Regions from separate parts of the Homo sapiens genome. Here region 1 is linked to region 2. The links are chromatin loops, found by intact Hi-C in ENCODE. Cell type or tissue: endothelial cell of umbilical vein. All regions are shown on one strand. Region 1 overlaps UBAP1 (ubiquitin associated protein 1). Region 2 holds the start of LOC114224 (a long non-coding RNA gene).

What was found. Peaks named below come from ENCODE experiments on the same cell type or tissue, not always from the same donor. Only the 100,000 strongest peaks of a DNase experiment are listed, where the experiment ranks them.
Region 1: it touches region 2 in a loop (2.5-fold over the local background); 12 of 110 quality-filtered maps call a loop at or near these places.

What each region holds. Positions count from the first base shown.
Region 1 is chr9:34,236,300-34,244,299 of GRCh38, forward strand. UBAP1 (ubiquitin associated protein 1) reads left to right here. Exons shown (of 7, transcript NM_016525.5): 4 at 4,886-5,809. Among named protein-coding and RNA genes, the nearest start is that of UBAP1, 61 kb to the left of the region's middle. In endothelial cell of umbilical vein, no CTCF peak of the experiment used is centred here; a DNase peak (open chromatin) is centred at 3,932.
Region 2 is chr9:34,183,392-34,191,391 of GRCh38, forward strand. All of the region lies in intron 1 of UBAP1 (ubiquitin associated protein 1), which reads left to right. It overlaps LOC114224 (a long non-coding RNA gene), which reads left to right and starts at 2,884. Exons shown (of 1, transcript XR_158845.6): 1 at 2,884-4,741. In endothelial cell of umbilical vein, no CTCF peak of the experiment used is centred here; a DNase peak (open chromatin) is centred at 3,030; H3K27ac peaks cover 1,548 bases.

The sequences.
Region 1 (8,000 bases), 53 kb after region 2:
AGCAATACTGTACCATAGCAATACCGTATAGCCTAGGTGTATAGCAGGCTGTACCATCTAGGTTTGTGTAAATACACTCTGCCCTCACCGATGAAATCACCTAACATGCATTTTTTAGAGCGTATCCTTGTCATTATGACTGTATTATCTTATTTTTGTTTCTTATAGCTCCTATTGTTGCCTGGCTCACATTGTTATACACACATACAGATTTTGTGTCCTCTGTTAGATTGTATATTCCTGGGGCCCTGTACCTCACACAGACCAAATTCCCATTGCCCATTTAACTAGCTTTTTCACCTCTTTCCCTTTCTCTGCTAATGTCCTCATTCTCTTTTCAGTCACTCAAGTTAGATTTGCTGTGTCTCACATTGCAGTTCAGCCTGACCTCATTTTTCACCTGGGCTGTTGCAGTAGCCTCTTTAATTGGCCCTTCTGCTTGCGGTGTTTTCCTTCTATTTTTTACATAGTTTCTAGAATGATCTTAAAGTTTTAAATTGTCACATCCCTTTTCATAACTGTTCAAAAGGGTTCAATGACTAACCAGTCCTTATTGAGTATAGTCTAGACATAAGGTTATGACAAAGCAATTGAGCTCATCACCTCCTCCATGTTCCCTCCAAACCACGTTACTAGTAGTCTGTTAGACCTTGTACGTTATCTCTCTATATGTTGCTTCTGCTCATGAGCCGTTATCTCCACCTGGAATATTCTTTTTCTCACTATACTGAAAACTCCGTTCAAATCTATTCTAGATTGCGTGTAAATGCTATCTCTTCGAGGGCTTCTTTCTCAGTCCTCCCATCTTTAAGGCTCAGTTATATAGAAATGTACTGAGTTACTCCTTGAAAGCAACAAATAGCCCTGTGTTACTTACTTACTGCAGTACACATTTACTAAACGCATGTTTATGAGAGGTGGTCTACTGGGCACTGCAGGTAGAGATAAATGCCTTAATCACTGCCCTCAAGGTACTTACAGTTGAGAGAAGTTACCTAGAGCAACAGAAAAATATGGTACTTTAACTCTTCTTCCTGTGACTTAAGAAGATTTTTAAAAATGCAGCTTTCAGGAAAAGAAGTTTTGTTTTTCTGGAATTCACTAAGGCATCACCATTTTATTCTAAAAGGTATTACTTTTTTTATCTTCCAAAGTCTATATGCAGTAAGTAATCATAATGAGGGAACTTCAGTTACTTTTGGGAGAAAAAAAATATTTATTGAGATATAATTCACATACCATGAAATTTACCTTTTTTTAAAAAAAAACTTTTTTTGGTTTATTTGTAGACACAGTCTCACTCTGTCACTCAGGGTGGAGTCTAGTGGCACAGTCATGGCTCACTGCAGCCTCGACCTCCCTGAGCTTGGTGATCCTCCCTCCTCAGCCTCCTGAGTAGCTGGGACTATTGGCATGCACCACCATGCCTGGCTAATTTTTGTATTTTTTGTAGAGATGGGGTTTCATCATGTTGCCCAGGCTGGTCTTGAGCTCCTGGCCTCAAGTGATCTGCCCACCTCAGCCTCCCAAAGTGCTGGGATTACAGGTGTCAGCCACCATGCCCGGCCAAAATTCACCTTTTTAAGGTATACATACAGTTCAGTGATTTTTAATATATTCACATAGTTGTGTAATAATCATTACTATCTAATTCCCGAACATTTTCATCACCCCAAAAGGAAACCCAGTGTCCACTAGAAGTCACTCCCCACAGCCTCTGGCAGCCTCCTCGCAGCCTCTGGCAACCAGTATCTACTTTCTGTCTCTATGGGTTTGCCTATTCTGGCCATTTCATATAAATGGAATTCTGCAGTAGCAGCCTTGGTGACTGGCTTATTCACTTAGCATAATGTTTTCAAGGTTTATCCACGTTGTATGAATGAGGTATTAGTACTTCATTTATTTTTGTAGGTGAATAATATTTCATTGTTTGGATATAACACACTTTGTTTATCTGTTCATCAGTTGATGGGACATTGTGGTAGTTTCTAATTTTCGGCTATTATGAATAATGATGCTCTGAACATCTGTAAACAGATTTTTGTGTGGACACATGTTTTCAGTTTTCTTGGGTATAATGTATAGGAATGGCATTGCTGGGTCATAGTAACTCTATGTTTAACATTTTAAAGAACTGCTATTTTTCCAAAGTGGCTGCACAATTTTACAATCCCAGCAGCACTACAAGAGGGTACCAATTTCTTCACTTCCTTGCCCACTCTTATTAACTCGTTTTCATTATATACATTCTTGTGGGTGAGAAGTTGTCTCTCATTGTGGTTTTTATTTGCATTTCTTTCATGTCTAATGGTGTCAAGCATCTTAAGTATCTTTAATACTGAATTAATGTTCCTTTTGTGTATGGAGACTTTATTGGGCCAGAAGAGAGATAGACCTACTTTGTAACGTTTTTCCATGTTTTATTTGTGTAAGAATTTTTTTATTGGCAATAACAAATAGTCATTACTTACCTTTGTACATGATACTATTAGCAATATGATTTAAAAACACCTGTCTTGTTTCTCATTATTCACTGCTTTACTGATGCCTTCAGAAAACTTGTTTTGATTCCCAAATTGTCGATTTAGGCTTTGCTGGGAATTTCCCATTTGGTCAGTCTGAAGCACCAATAAAAGCATGGTATGTGCTCACTGTGCTCATAGCACCCACTGATAACAAAAGGAGATCAAAGCTAAGAGCTCCATTCCAATGTGGGCCATGTGAAATATTTTTGTTCTCTAATGCACAAAGCAATCTTTTTTTGAGATGGAGTCTTGCTCTTTTGCCCAGGCTGGAGTGCAGTGGCGCCATCTTGGCTCACTGCAACCTCCACCTCCCAGGTTCAAGAGATTCTCCTGCCTTAGCCTCCTGAGTAGCTGGGACTACGGCATGTGCCACCACACCTGGCTAATTTTTGTATTTTTAGTAGAAGACAGGGTTTTGCCATGTTGACCAGGCTGGTCCCGAACTCCTGACCTCAAGTGATCCGCCCACCTTGGCCTCTCAAAGGAGGCCAAGCCTGTCTGGCCTACAAAGCAGCCTTAAACTTTGACTGTCTGGAGTCTCCATGGGGTTGTAGTGTTGTATCTGGTCCCCTCCGTACCCAGAGAACAGTCAGACCTAGAGCTCTAGACAGATGGCTTGAAAGTTCCTATAACTGTCATATTTGCCTTTGCATGACAATACAAACTCAACTTTTCAGCTAAAATTTCTTTAGAGTGAGCCAGTAAAACATACACAGCCCTTGCTTCTAGGGTCCAGAAAGCTTCTGTTGAATGTGGCTCACGTGAGGTAGCCCTTAGTGTCATGGTTTAGAACATCCTCTGGTGTCACTCATACATGTGCTGGAGAATTGACCTGTAATAGCTATATAATCTTGGACAGATTTTTTAACTTCTGCAAGCCTCAATTTCTTCATCTGTAAAGGGAGGATGAGGATGATTAGCTTTTAAGGTTGTTAGAAGAGTTAAATAATGCATTTATAATGCTTACTCTGGTTCCTGGAACTCCATAAATACAAGATGACATTATTTATTATTATACTCCAAAACCACATTCTTTTCTACTTTAATATTTCTGCCATCCTCAGCCCCCTCCCTCCCTGCACCGCACCCTGCTTTTTCTGCGTTCCAAGTATTCTACATTACTTTGGTAACTAAAAAACAAAAGTTCAATAAATGTTTGCTAGAAAAGGAAAGAAATTTCCAATTTTTTTAAAATAAAACTTCAAAGAACAATGTTTATAGGGCAATGGGAAGTTAGTTATAGCCTCCATTTTTATTAGGGGAACCAATTGCAAAATTGGGTTTTCTCCACAGTTAGAAGAGCAGAGTCATTGCCACTGCTCTTTTCTCATTGTTCCATTAGTGGTAGAAAGGAAGCCCAGTGATCCCCCCATATGTCTATCTGAGGCACAGCAGCTGGCTCAGGATGTAAAGTAACTTCTTGTCATGTGCCTTTCTAGGCTTCTCTTTTGTTGTTTGAATTTGAATGGCTTGAGTATGACCAGGGGCTCTTTCCTATGTTTCTTCTCTAAAATTCTGGTGTTAGCACGTTAGACCTCTCTTTTCCCCCTTTTTTACTTTTAGTGTGTCTCTCACCTTGGACATTAACACAGATACTGTTTAGCTCTAGTGCTTTGGGGTGAAAGCCAAAGATTTTGTTTTTTCCTGTCCTATGTGAATGTTGCTTTATATAATAGGTCTGTTTCTCTTAAGTGTGCAAAATAAATTTTTGTAAATTGAGCTATACTTAAGATATTGTTAAAGAACCATGAAGTGGCTCTTTGTGTAATTTGCTGTGTAAAAATCTTAATCTGATTTCTTATAAGTTTTTCTGCATTTTAACTGCAACCTGTTCATCATAATCTAATAGATAGTGGTTTAAGAGCATAGAATCTGTAGTCAGACTGCCTGGGTTCAAATCCAGGCTCTTCCATTTAGCTACCAGCTTTATGCTTGGTTGTAGATCCTGTTAAGTAGGAATAATAGTAGTTACTTTAAAAGGTTATTGAGAAAATCTAGAGAGTTAATGCATAAAAAGTGTTTAGAATCATGCATGGCACCTTACAGGTATTTCTTACATGTTTGGGGCTATCATTACCTAGCATGGGATTTGTTTAGGACATTGTGCTAGATAATAGAGATCCAAGGAGGGTCTGTAGCCAGGTTGCTGCCCACAAGAGGCTTGTGGGAACATAGTTTGGTTAAATCTTACAAGGACATTGGAAGCCTTACTCTTTTTAAGTGGGGATCATCCCACACGCCTTAAATGCTGCCTTGTCCGGTTATCCTCTTGCACCAGGAGTGAGGAAGGAGTGAATTGGGTGGTGGGGTAAAGATGGCCACCTGGGTTCACACCCCCTTCCTCTGCTATATCTTTGCAGTATGACTTCTCTTTGGAAAAGAAAACCATTGAGTGGGCTGAAGAGATTAAGAAAATCGAAGAAGCCGAGCGGGAAGCAGAGTGCAAAATTGCGGAAGCAGAAGCTAAAGTGAATTCTAAGAGTGGCCCAGAGGGCGATAGCAAAATGAGCTTCTCCAAGACTCACAGTACAGCCACAATGCCACCTCCTATTAACCCCATCCTCGCCAGCTTGCAGCACAACAGCATCCTCACACCAACTCGGGTCAGCAGTAGTGCCACGAAACAGAAAGTTCTCAGCCCACCTCACATAAAGGCGGATTTCAATCTTGCTGACTTTGAGTGTGAAGAAGACCCATTTGATAATCTGGAGTTAAAAACTATTGATGAGAAGGAAGAGCTGAGAAATATTCTGGTAGGAACCACTGGACCCATTATGGCTCAGTTATTGGACAATAACTTGCCCAGGGGAGGCTCTGGGTCTGTGTTACAGGATGAGGAGGTCCTGGCATCCTTGGAACGGGCAACCCTAGATTTCAAGCCTCTTCATAAACCCAATGGCTTTATAACCTTACCACAGTTGGGCAACTGTGAAAAGATGTCACTGTCTTCCAAAGTGTCCCTCCCCCCTATACCTGCAGTAAGCAATATCAAATCCCTGTCTTTCCCCAAACTTGACTCTGATGACAGCAATCAGAAGACAGCCAAGCTGGCGAGCACTTTCCATAGCACATCCTGCCTCCGCAATGGCACGTTCCAGAATTCCCTAAAGCCTTCCACCCAAAGCAGTGCCAGTGAGCTCAATGGGCATCACACTCTTGGGCTTTCAGCTTTGAACTTGGACAGTGGCACAGAGATGCCAGCCCTGACATCCTCCCAGATGCCTTCCCTCTCTGTTTTGTCTGTGTGCACAGAGGAATCATCACCTCCAAATACTGGTCCCACGGTAAGTCTTTTAAATCCCCCGCCGACTCCCATATTTTCCTGATGACAGGGATTATGTTTTTTCTTGTTGTTTGGTTGATTTTTTTCGAGACAGGGTCTCATTCTGTTGCCCAGGCTGGAATGCAGTGGTGTGATCGTACCTTATTGTAGCCTCGACCTCCCGGGCTCAAGCCTGTTGGGACAACAGGCACATGCCATCACACCTAATTTTTGTGTTTTTTGTAGAGATGCGGTTTTGACACGTTGCCCAGGCTGGTCTCAAACTCCTGACTTCAAGTTATCTGCCTGCCTTGGCCTTCCAAAGTGCTGGGATTACAGGTGTGAGCCACCAAGACTGGCAGTACAGAACAACACATTATTGCATTCTAGAATAGAAATCAATAGAAGTCAAGAACCTTTTGCTACACCAGCTTACAGATTTCTTTTCCTTTCTTTTTTTTGAGACAGAGTCTTGCTCTGTCGCCCAGGCTGGAGTGCAGTGGCACCATCTCGGCTCACTGCCAACCTCCACCTCTCACGCAATTCTCCTGCCTCAGCTTCCCGAATAGCTGGGACTACAGGCATATGCCACCACACTCAGCTAATTTTTGTATTTTTAGTAGAGACGGGGTTTTACCACGTTTCCGAGGCTGGTCTCAAACTCCTGACCTTAGTTGATCCACCTGCCTCCACCTCCCAAATTCCTGGGATTACAGGGGTGAGCCGCTGTGTCCGGCCAGCTTACAGATTTTTTAATGTAAAAGCACATCAAGAGACTATTTAGAGCCAAAAAGGAGCCTGAGTATATTGGTGGGATATCTGTCAGAGACCATAACAAGCCTGCTATTAGCTGGTAAAAAGATACAAAATCTTGGCCTGCTTTACAAGTCCCAGTAATAGCATTCTTGGTCAATGATAGTCTGTGTGAATGCTTCTATTGTCAGAGAGCTCATAGCTGCTTGTAAACTTCCATAAACCTTGGCCCGGGTAAACTTGATAGAGTGCCGAACACCATTATTATCTTCTTGGAGTGGGCTTCATTCTAATTCCTCTTGGTCAGTTGTTGGGCTCTGGTCAGCACTGTACTTCTTCCTTTTCATGGTACTTTGAATGCTTTAGAGAAATTAAAATCTCCCTGGAAAAGATCAGGGATCCTTGGCCAACACTCCCTTCCTCTCATTTAAAGTTAGATTAACCATTTAGAGATCAAAGCCAATAAACTAACAGCAGAGATCTTTCTCAAACTAGAACGCTTGTCATTCTTTGACCAGCCTGATGATGGGAGTTTCTTTCTGACCTGTTCATCTCAGGATGGGAAGAGGCCTGCTTCTTGTTGGCTTGAGAATTTGCTGCCTTCCACCTGCAGGTATAAACAGAGCTGGAGTTCTGGTGTTTCTTTTTTCTTTTTTTTTTTTTTGAGACAGATTCTAATTCTGTCACCCAGGCTGGAATGTAGTGGTGTGATCTCTGCTCACTGCAACCTCCACCTCCCAGGGTCGGGCGATTGTCCTGCCTCTCGCAGCCTGCCAAGTAGCTGGGATTACAGGCATGTGCTATCGTGCTCGGCTCATTTTTGTATTTTTAGCAGAGATAGGGTTTCGCCATGTTGGCCAGGCTGGTCTGGAACTCCTGTGCTCAAGTGATCCACCCGCCTCAGCCTCCCAAAGTGCTGGGATTACAGGTGTGAGCCACAGTGGCTGGCCAATTAAATATTGACTATAATCACCCTGTTGTCTTATCAAATGGTAGATCTTATTCTATTTTTTTCTTTGCTTTTTTCTTCAACAGAGTCTCGCTCTGTCGCCCAGGCTGGAGTGCAGTGGCGTGATTTTGGCTCACTGCAACCTCTGCCTCCTGGGTTCAAGGGATTCTTCTGCCTCAGCCTCCAGAGTAGCAGGGATTACAGGCGCCTGCCACCATGCGCAGCTAATTTTTGTATTTTTAGTAGAGACGGGGTTTCACCATCTTGGCCAGGCTGGTCTTGAACTCCTGACCTCGTGATCCGCCCGCCTCGGCCTCCCAAATGCTGGGATTACAGGTGTGAGTCACCGCACACAGCCATTCTTTCTATTTTTTTTGTACCTATTAACCACCAGCCCCCGACTACTACCCTTCTCAGCCCCTGTGGTAACCATCCTTCTAGTGTCTATGTCCATGGGTTCAATTGCTTTGATTTTTAGATCACACACATAAGTGAGAACATGTGATGTTTG
Region 2 (8,000 bases):
AAAATTAGCCGGGCGTGGTGGTGTGTGCCTGTAGTCCCAGCTACTCGGGAGGCTGAGGCAGGAGAATGGCGTGAACCCGGCCACTCCAGAGGCGGAGCTTGCAGTGAGCTGAGATAGTGCCACTACACTCCAGCCTGGGCAACAGAGCGAGACTCCGTCTCAAAAAAAAAAAAAAAACATTAAATAAACCTTTTTTCTAACAATTAAAAAAAAAGAAAAAAACTCAAGCTGAAAAGAAGCTTAGAAATCACCTGGGTGTAGTTTCCCACACAGAATGGGAATCCCTGCTTCTATACCAAAACAAATGAAAATCCATCCTCTTTTCCAGATTTCTAAGGAAGTAATAGGATTTTTCAGAATTTCTTTTTTTTTGTTTGTTTTTTGTTTTTTTTTTTTGAAACGGAGCTTTGCTCTTGTTGCCCAGGCTGGAGTGCAATGGCGCCATCTCAGCTCACCGCAACTGCCGCCTCCCGGGTTCAAGTGATTCTCCTACCCCAGGCTCCCGAGTAGCTGGAATTACAGGCATGTGCCACCATGCCCGGCTAATTTTGTGTTTTTAGTAGAGACGGGGTTTCTCCATGTTGGTCAGGCTGGTCTCAAACTCTTCAACTCAGGTGATCCATCCGCTTCGGCCTCCCAAAGTGCTGGGATTACAGGTGTGAGATAGCGCTCCCGGCCCAGAATTTCTTATAGGAAAAGTATGTTCAATTAGAAAAAAGAAGCAAGCAGAGTAGTGCTCTTCCAACCTGTAACATACAGTGTCCTGTAACATTAGAAAATAACTTGAAGGTAACAGTAATATTTTCCTATGAATCGAGAGTTACGATTTCAGGTTTTAGAAATTTTAGGTGGAAGTAGCAAGATTCACAAAGGAAAGGGTGCTGACACTGGGTATGTACTAATGAGCCAGGATTGTTAAACACTTTCTTTCCTTTTTTTTTTAGATAGTCTCGCTCTGGGCCGGGCGCGGTGGCTCAGGTCTGTAATCCCAGCACTTTGGGAGGCCGAGGCGGGCGGATCACAAGGTCAGGAGATCGAGACCATCCTGGCTAACACGGTGAAACCCTGTCTCTACTAAAAATAGAAAAAATTAGCCGGGCCTGGTGGCGGGCACCTGTAGTCCCAGCTACTCGGGAGGCTGAGGCAGGAGAATGGCGTGAACCCGGGAGGTGGAGCTTGCAGTGAGCCAAGATCACGCCACTGCACTCCAGCCTGGGCAATAGAGCGAGACTCCGTCTGAAAAAAAAAAAAAAAGAGAGTCTCGCTCTGTTGCCAGGCTGGAGTGCAGTGGCACAATCTCGGCTCACTGTAACCTCCACCTCCCAGGTTCAAGAGATTCTCCTGCCTCAGCCTCCTGAGTAGCTGGGACTACAGATGGTGTGCCACCATGTCCGGCTAATTTTTGTATTTTTAGTAGAGACAAGGTTTCACCATGTTGGCCAGGATGGTCTTGATCTCTTGACCTCGTGATCCTCCCACCTCGGCCTCCCAAAGTGCTGGGATTACAGGCGTGCGCCACCGCGCCCAGCCAATCCTTTTTTTTTTTTTTTTTTTTTTTTTGAGATGAAGTCTCGCTCTTATTCCCCAGGCTGGAGTGCAATGGTGTGATCTCGGCTCACTGCAACCTCTACCTCCCGAGTTCAAGCGATTCTCCTGTGTCAGCCTCCCTAGTAGCTGGGATTACAGGCGCCTGCCACCACGCCTGCTAATTTTTGTATTTTTAGTAGAGATGGTGTTTCACCTTATTCACCAGGCTGGTCTCGAACTTCGGACCTCAGGTGATCTGCCTGCCTCGGCCTCCCAAAGTGCTGGGATTACAGGCATGAGCCACTGCACTCGGCCCTGTTAAAACACTTTACATAATCTCAGTTCTTGGCCAGACACAGTGGCTCATGCCTGTAGTCCCAGCAGTTTGGGAATCCCAGGCGGGCGGATTGCTTGAGCCCAGAAGTTCAAGACCAGCCTGGACAACACAGTGAGACCTGTCTCTACAGAAGTCACAGAAAAATTAGCTGGGATTGGTGGTTCATGCCTGTAGTCCCAGGTACACGAGAGGCTGAGGTAGGAGGATCACCTGAGCTCAGGAAGTCGAGGCTGCAGTGAGCTGAGATCATGCCCCTGCACTCCAGCCTGGGCAACAGAGCAAGATCCTACCTCAAAAGAAATAATCTCGGGCGGGTGCTGTGGGTCATGCCTGTAATCCTGGCACTTGGGGAGGCCCAGGCAGGTGGATCACCTGAGGTCAGGATTTCAAGACCAGTCTGGCCAACACGGTGAAACCCCGTCTCTACTAAAAAGACAAAAATTAGCTGGGCGTGGTGGCAGGTGCCTGTAATCCCAGCTACTCAGGAGGCTGAGGCAGGAGAATTGCTTGAACCTGGGAGGCGGTGGTGGCAGTAAGCCTAGATCATGCCACTGCACTCCAGCCTGGCTGACAGAACGCATCTCTGTCTCAAAAAAAGAAAAACAAACAAACAAACACATTCAGTTCTCACACTTGAATTAGGTAGGTAGGTTGTGTTATGCGTGCTTTTTATGTATTGAGGAAACAGGATCACAGAGGTTGTGTAACTTAACTAAGGTTACAACTAGGTAGACTGAATTTGAACTGAAATCTGTCCAACCTCAATGCCTATGCTGCATTCTTTTATGCCATTTTGCCCCTCTTAGGTGGTCACAGGACCATTCCAATTCCTATAAGGTATAAGCACTAGTTTTAAAGTAATACCATTGTGAACTGCTTGTTCTCATTGAAATAATAGTGTAACTGGAATGATAAATAGTTCATTAAAATTTTAGTCACATTATGTCATCAGAATTCTAGGAGGAAATGAATACCTGATTATTTTGTACTTCACAAAATAAACTGGATAAACTGGATAAATGACTGAAAGTTTCTTTTTTATATTGCTGAGTCAGATTGGATCCGGTTCATTAAGGGCCAAAATTTGTATTTGGCAGTAATCCTCATGTGTTCTCAGAATGCTTGATTGGTCATTATCAGTTGCTTAATGCTTACCAAACACTTCCAGTGTTTTGAGTCACTGAATTGGCTCATGGTAATTGTTAATCTTGTGGTTACTGAGTCAAGAGCCAGCAGTGTGTGTTTTGGCTGCTTCACTTCCTCCTCAACACTTGATATTGTCAGATTTTAAATTAATTTTTTTTTTCTAATCTGGTGGGTTTGAAATTGTATCTATAGTGTTTTTTATCAGCATTTCCTGAAGCTGGGCATCTTTTCATGTATTTTCGTTGGTCATTTGTGCTTCTGCGAAGTGTATATTCAATTTCGTTGCCTATTTTTTTGGTCTTTTCTCTTTTTCTGATTTATTTTTAAGAGTTCTTTATATATTCTGGATACTAATTATTTGTTAATTTATAGGTTGCAAATATCCTTTCCCAATTTGTGACTTGTCTTTTCATCTCTTCATAGTCTTCTGGTGAGAAAAGCTCCTAATTGTAATGAACTGAATTTTTCAGTCTTTCATGGTTTGTGTTTTGTGTTTTTTTTTATTTTTTATTTTTTATTTTTTGAGATGGAGTTTCGCTCTTGTTGCCCATGCGGGAGTGCAATGGCGTGATCTTGGCTCACTGCAGCCTCCGCCTCCTGGGTTCAAGCAATTCTCCTGTCTCAGCCTCCCGAGTAGCTGGGATTACAGGTGCCTGCCACCACGCCCAGCTAATTTCTGTATTTTTAGTAGAGACAGGGTTTCATCATATTGGTCAGGCTGGTCTTGAACTCCTGACCTCAGGTGATCCACCCGCCTGGGCCTCCCAAAGTGCTGGGATTACAGGCGTGAGCCACTGCGCCCGGCTGGTTTGTGCTTGTTGTATCAAATTTGGGAAATCCTTCTTTGCTGCCAGGCATGTTGTTTTAATAAATACAGTAGTATACCTATCTATAATGTGGTATATCTCATCTGACATTTATTTCCAATATTTGCTTGATTACAAAGGCAGACTTCTTAGAAGTTGCTTTCTTATTATCTTTGGAGTTATAGGGCCACAGGGTTTTAAAAGGAGGTTGGATTGTGCCTTACATGTGGGTTTCATACATTGTCCAAACTGAGACACCAACAGATTTGTGAATGAGATGTGCATCTTATTAAATGTTAATGTGATTTGACAATGAGACCTTTCTTTGTGTGGACAGTATTATATACAATTGATAGTGTGTCATTCAGTCTAAGCTGTTAGCACTTTCACTAAAATATATTCAAATTTTTTTTGATGTCTAGTTTTTACAGTGTTGGGCTTTATCAAGAATAGTTGTGGATTGTGGAAGAGCTGATATGGAAACAGAGGAATGTATTTTGCTTTTTTTTTTAAACTCTGTCCGGTTCCTTGGACTTGTGTGTCTCCTATCTTATCAAGAATAATTGTAGATTGTGGAAGAGTTGATATGGAAACATCTTAGAAGAATGTTTTTTGCTTTTTTTAAAAAAAAAAACAAAACTGTCCAGTTCCTTGGACTTGTGTGTCTCCTATCTACCATTAAACCCTTATGACTTAAGGTATATGTATAAATACATATATACATCTTGGTGGCATTGATTTTTCTATGTTGTGTATTAAAGCTGCTAAAAAACATTTTTTCTTTTTTTCAATGAGAAGACTAGTGATTACTTTGACTTTAGGAATTATTCTTCTAAGGAGTCAAGTATTTGATCTGGGCGAGGATCACACTGAAATATAAAACATCTGAGTAATTTGGGTTCACTAAAAAAAAAAAAAAAGAAATGTAAAACAACCACCAGATTAAAAATACACTACAAATACTGTTTACAACCACCAGATTAAAAATACAACACAAATACTGTTTATTTATACAAATAGTATACCTTTGACATTTATGAAAGGCATACTCTTAGATCATTGGGAATCCGTACTTATGTAACTACCATAGTTTATAGTGTCCTTCATGAAATACAGAAAAGTGTAACAGGAAATTTTTAGTTACCATCAGATTTGATGGGTAAATAGAAGAGAGCAACAAAGTAAAGCAATTTGAATGCTAAACTTAGTCTTCAGCTTTTTTTTTTTTTTTTTTTTTTTTAAAGAGATGGGATCTTGCCCTGGTACCCAGGTTGGTCTTAAATGCCTGGCCTCAAGTAATTCACCTGCTTCGGCCTCCCCAAGTGCTGGGATTACAGACGTGAGCCACCATGCCTGGTGCTTTCAGCTACCTTTAACTTCCTGCCTTTTTCTGTTGTTTGTTACTACCACTGGCCTATTCCAGCCTCCTTTAGTAACCTATTGGAAACTCAAGATTAGTCTGTCTTGGGCCGGGTGCGTTGGCTCACGCCTGTAATCCCAGCACTTTGGGAGGCTGAGGCGTGTGGATCACCTGAGGTCAGGAGTTCGAGACCAGCCTGGCCAACATGGTGAAACCCTGTCTCTCCTAAAAATAGAAAAATTAGCCAGGCATGGTGGTGGATTCCTGTAATCCCAGCTACTCAGGAGGCTGAGGCAGGAGAATTGCTTGAAGCCGGGAGGCAGAGGTTTCGGTGAGCCGAGATCGTACCATTGCACTCCAGCCTGGCCGACAAGAGTGAAACTCCATCTCCAAAAAATAAAAAATAAAAAAGATTAGGCTGGCTTTGCCTGTCTTTTGCTTCATCTCATCATCATGGTCTTGGTCCCAGGTGGGGTTTGCATCCTTACTGGTAAGAATGGAATCTTCCTAATCCTAAAATCTTTCTATAGTTTGGGAGTGTTAACATTTCCTTCAGTAGTTTCATGGGGAAGGATATGGGCAGTAACTTCCCCATTTCTTTCTTCTAGTAGATCATTATATCTTTTTTTTTTTTTTTTAAAGACAGAGTCTTGCTGTGTCGCCTAGCTTGGAGTGCAGTGGTGCGATCTTGACTCATTGCAACCTCCTCCTCCAGGGTTCAAGTGATTCTTTCACCTCAGCCTCCCGAGTAGCTGGGATTACAGGCACGTGCCACCATGCCTGGCTAATTTTTATATTTTTAGTAGAAATGGGGTTTCACCATGTTGGCTAGGCTGGTCGCAAACTCCTGAACTCAAATGATCCACCTGCCTCATCCTCCCAAAGTGCTGGGATTACAGGCATGAGCCACCGCACCCGGCCGATCATTATGTCTTATAGGATACCTCATGAGAGAAGTGATCTGGCTGCATGGGTGGAATTCAAGGTCAAATGGTCAGCCAAATTAAAAATCACTGCTGGAGCAGACTTTAGGGGTAGTTTGTGAACTTTCAAATTTGGAAATTATTATTATTATTATTATTTTTTGAGACGGAGTTTTGCTCTTGTTGCCCAGGCTGGAGTGCAATGGTACAATCTTGGCTTACTGCAGCCTCTGCCTCTTGGGTTCAAGCAGTTCTCCTGCCTCAGTCTCCCGAGTAGCTGGGATTACGGGCGTGCTCCACCATGCTCGATTAATTTTGTATTTTTAGTAGAGACGGTGTTTCTCCGTGTTGGTCTGGCTGGACTTGAACTCCTGACCTCAGGTGATCTACCCGCCTCAGCCTCCCAAAGTGCTGGGATTACAGGTGTGAGCCACTGCTCCTGGCCAGACATATTTAATTCTTTCATCAAAGGTTTATTATATTTCCGAGATATTCTAGCCAAAGGAAACAAACTTAACAACTTTTGTTTTCTGAAAATACTTTAGCAAAAATAGAAGGGAGAGGATCAGGAAAAATAACTAATGGATACCAGGCTTAATACCTGGGTGATGAAATAATCTGTACAACAACCCCCATGACACAAGTTTACCTATGTAACAAACCTTCACATGTACCCCTGAACTTAAAAGTTAAAAAAATTTAATGTTAATAAAATCTTAAACAAAAATCACGGAAGGTCTTTAATTGTTTATGTCGTGTCCTATCCGTTTTCTTGAAGAAGAAATATTAGCTAGTTCTTGTAATTTATTTATTTTTTGGGGTGGAGTCCCACTCTGTCACCCAGACTGGAGTGCAGTGGTGTGGTCTTGGCTCACTGCAACCTCTGCCTCCTGGGTCCAAGCGATTCTCCTGCCTCAGCCTCCTGAGTAGCTGGGATTACAGGCCCTTGCCACCATGCCTGGCTAAATTTTTTATTTTTAGTGGAGATGGGGTTTCACCATGTTGGCCAGGCTGGTCTTGAACTCCTGATCTCAGGGGATCCACCTTCCTCAGCTTCCCAAAGTGCTGGGATTACAGACTTGAGCCACCATGCCTGGCAGTTCTTGTAATTTAATAGGGAATCTTTTTTCCTTTCTTTCTTTCTTTTTTTTTTTTTTTTTGGAGACAGGGTCTCGCTCTGTTGCCCAGGCTGGAGTGCAGTGATGCAGTCACAGCTCACTGCTGCAGCCTTGACTTCCTGGGTTCAGGTGATTCTCCTACCTCAGCCTCCCGAGTAGCTGGGACTGCAGGCTCATGCCACCATGCCTGGCTCTTTTTTTTTTTTTTTTTGTATTTTTTGTAGAGATGGGGTTTCATCATGTTGCACAGGCTGGTCTCAAACTCCTAAGTTCAGGTGATCCACCTGCCTCGGCCTCCCAAAGTGTTGGAATTACAGGTGTGAGTCACAGTGCCCAGCCTGCTCTGGATATATTACTGGCATTATATTTAGTGGAAGAGCATATATATATTAGAGTAATGGAGATTTATTTCATTTAGTAGTATAAGAAATTATGTTTAGGTGCAGTTCTAATTTGAGACATTCTGTATCTGTCCTGTCTGATATGTCTCCAACATTGACAGTGGAGATATAAAACATTTTCATCAGTGTAGAAAGTTCTGCTGGACAGCACTGTTGTAGGTCAGTGATTCTCAAAGTTTTAGTGTGTGTATGGATAACTTGGATGTATTATTAAAATGTAGATTCTGAGTCAGTAGCTCTGGTGTGGGCTTGAGAGTTTGTATTTATTTATTTATAGAGATGGGGTCTTGCTATGTTCCCTGGTCTGAAACTTCTGGCCTCAAGCAGTCTTCCCACCTTGGCCTCCTAAAGCACCAGGATTGTGGGTGTGATCCACTGTGCC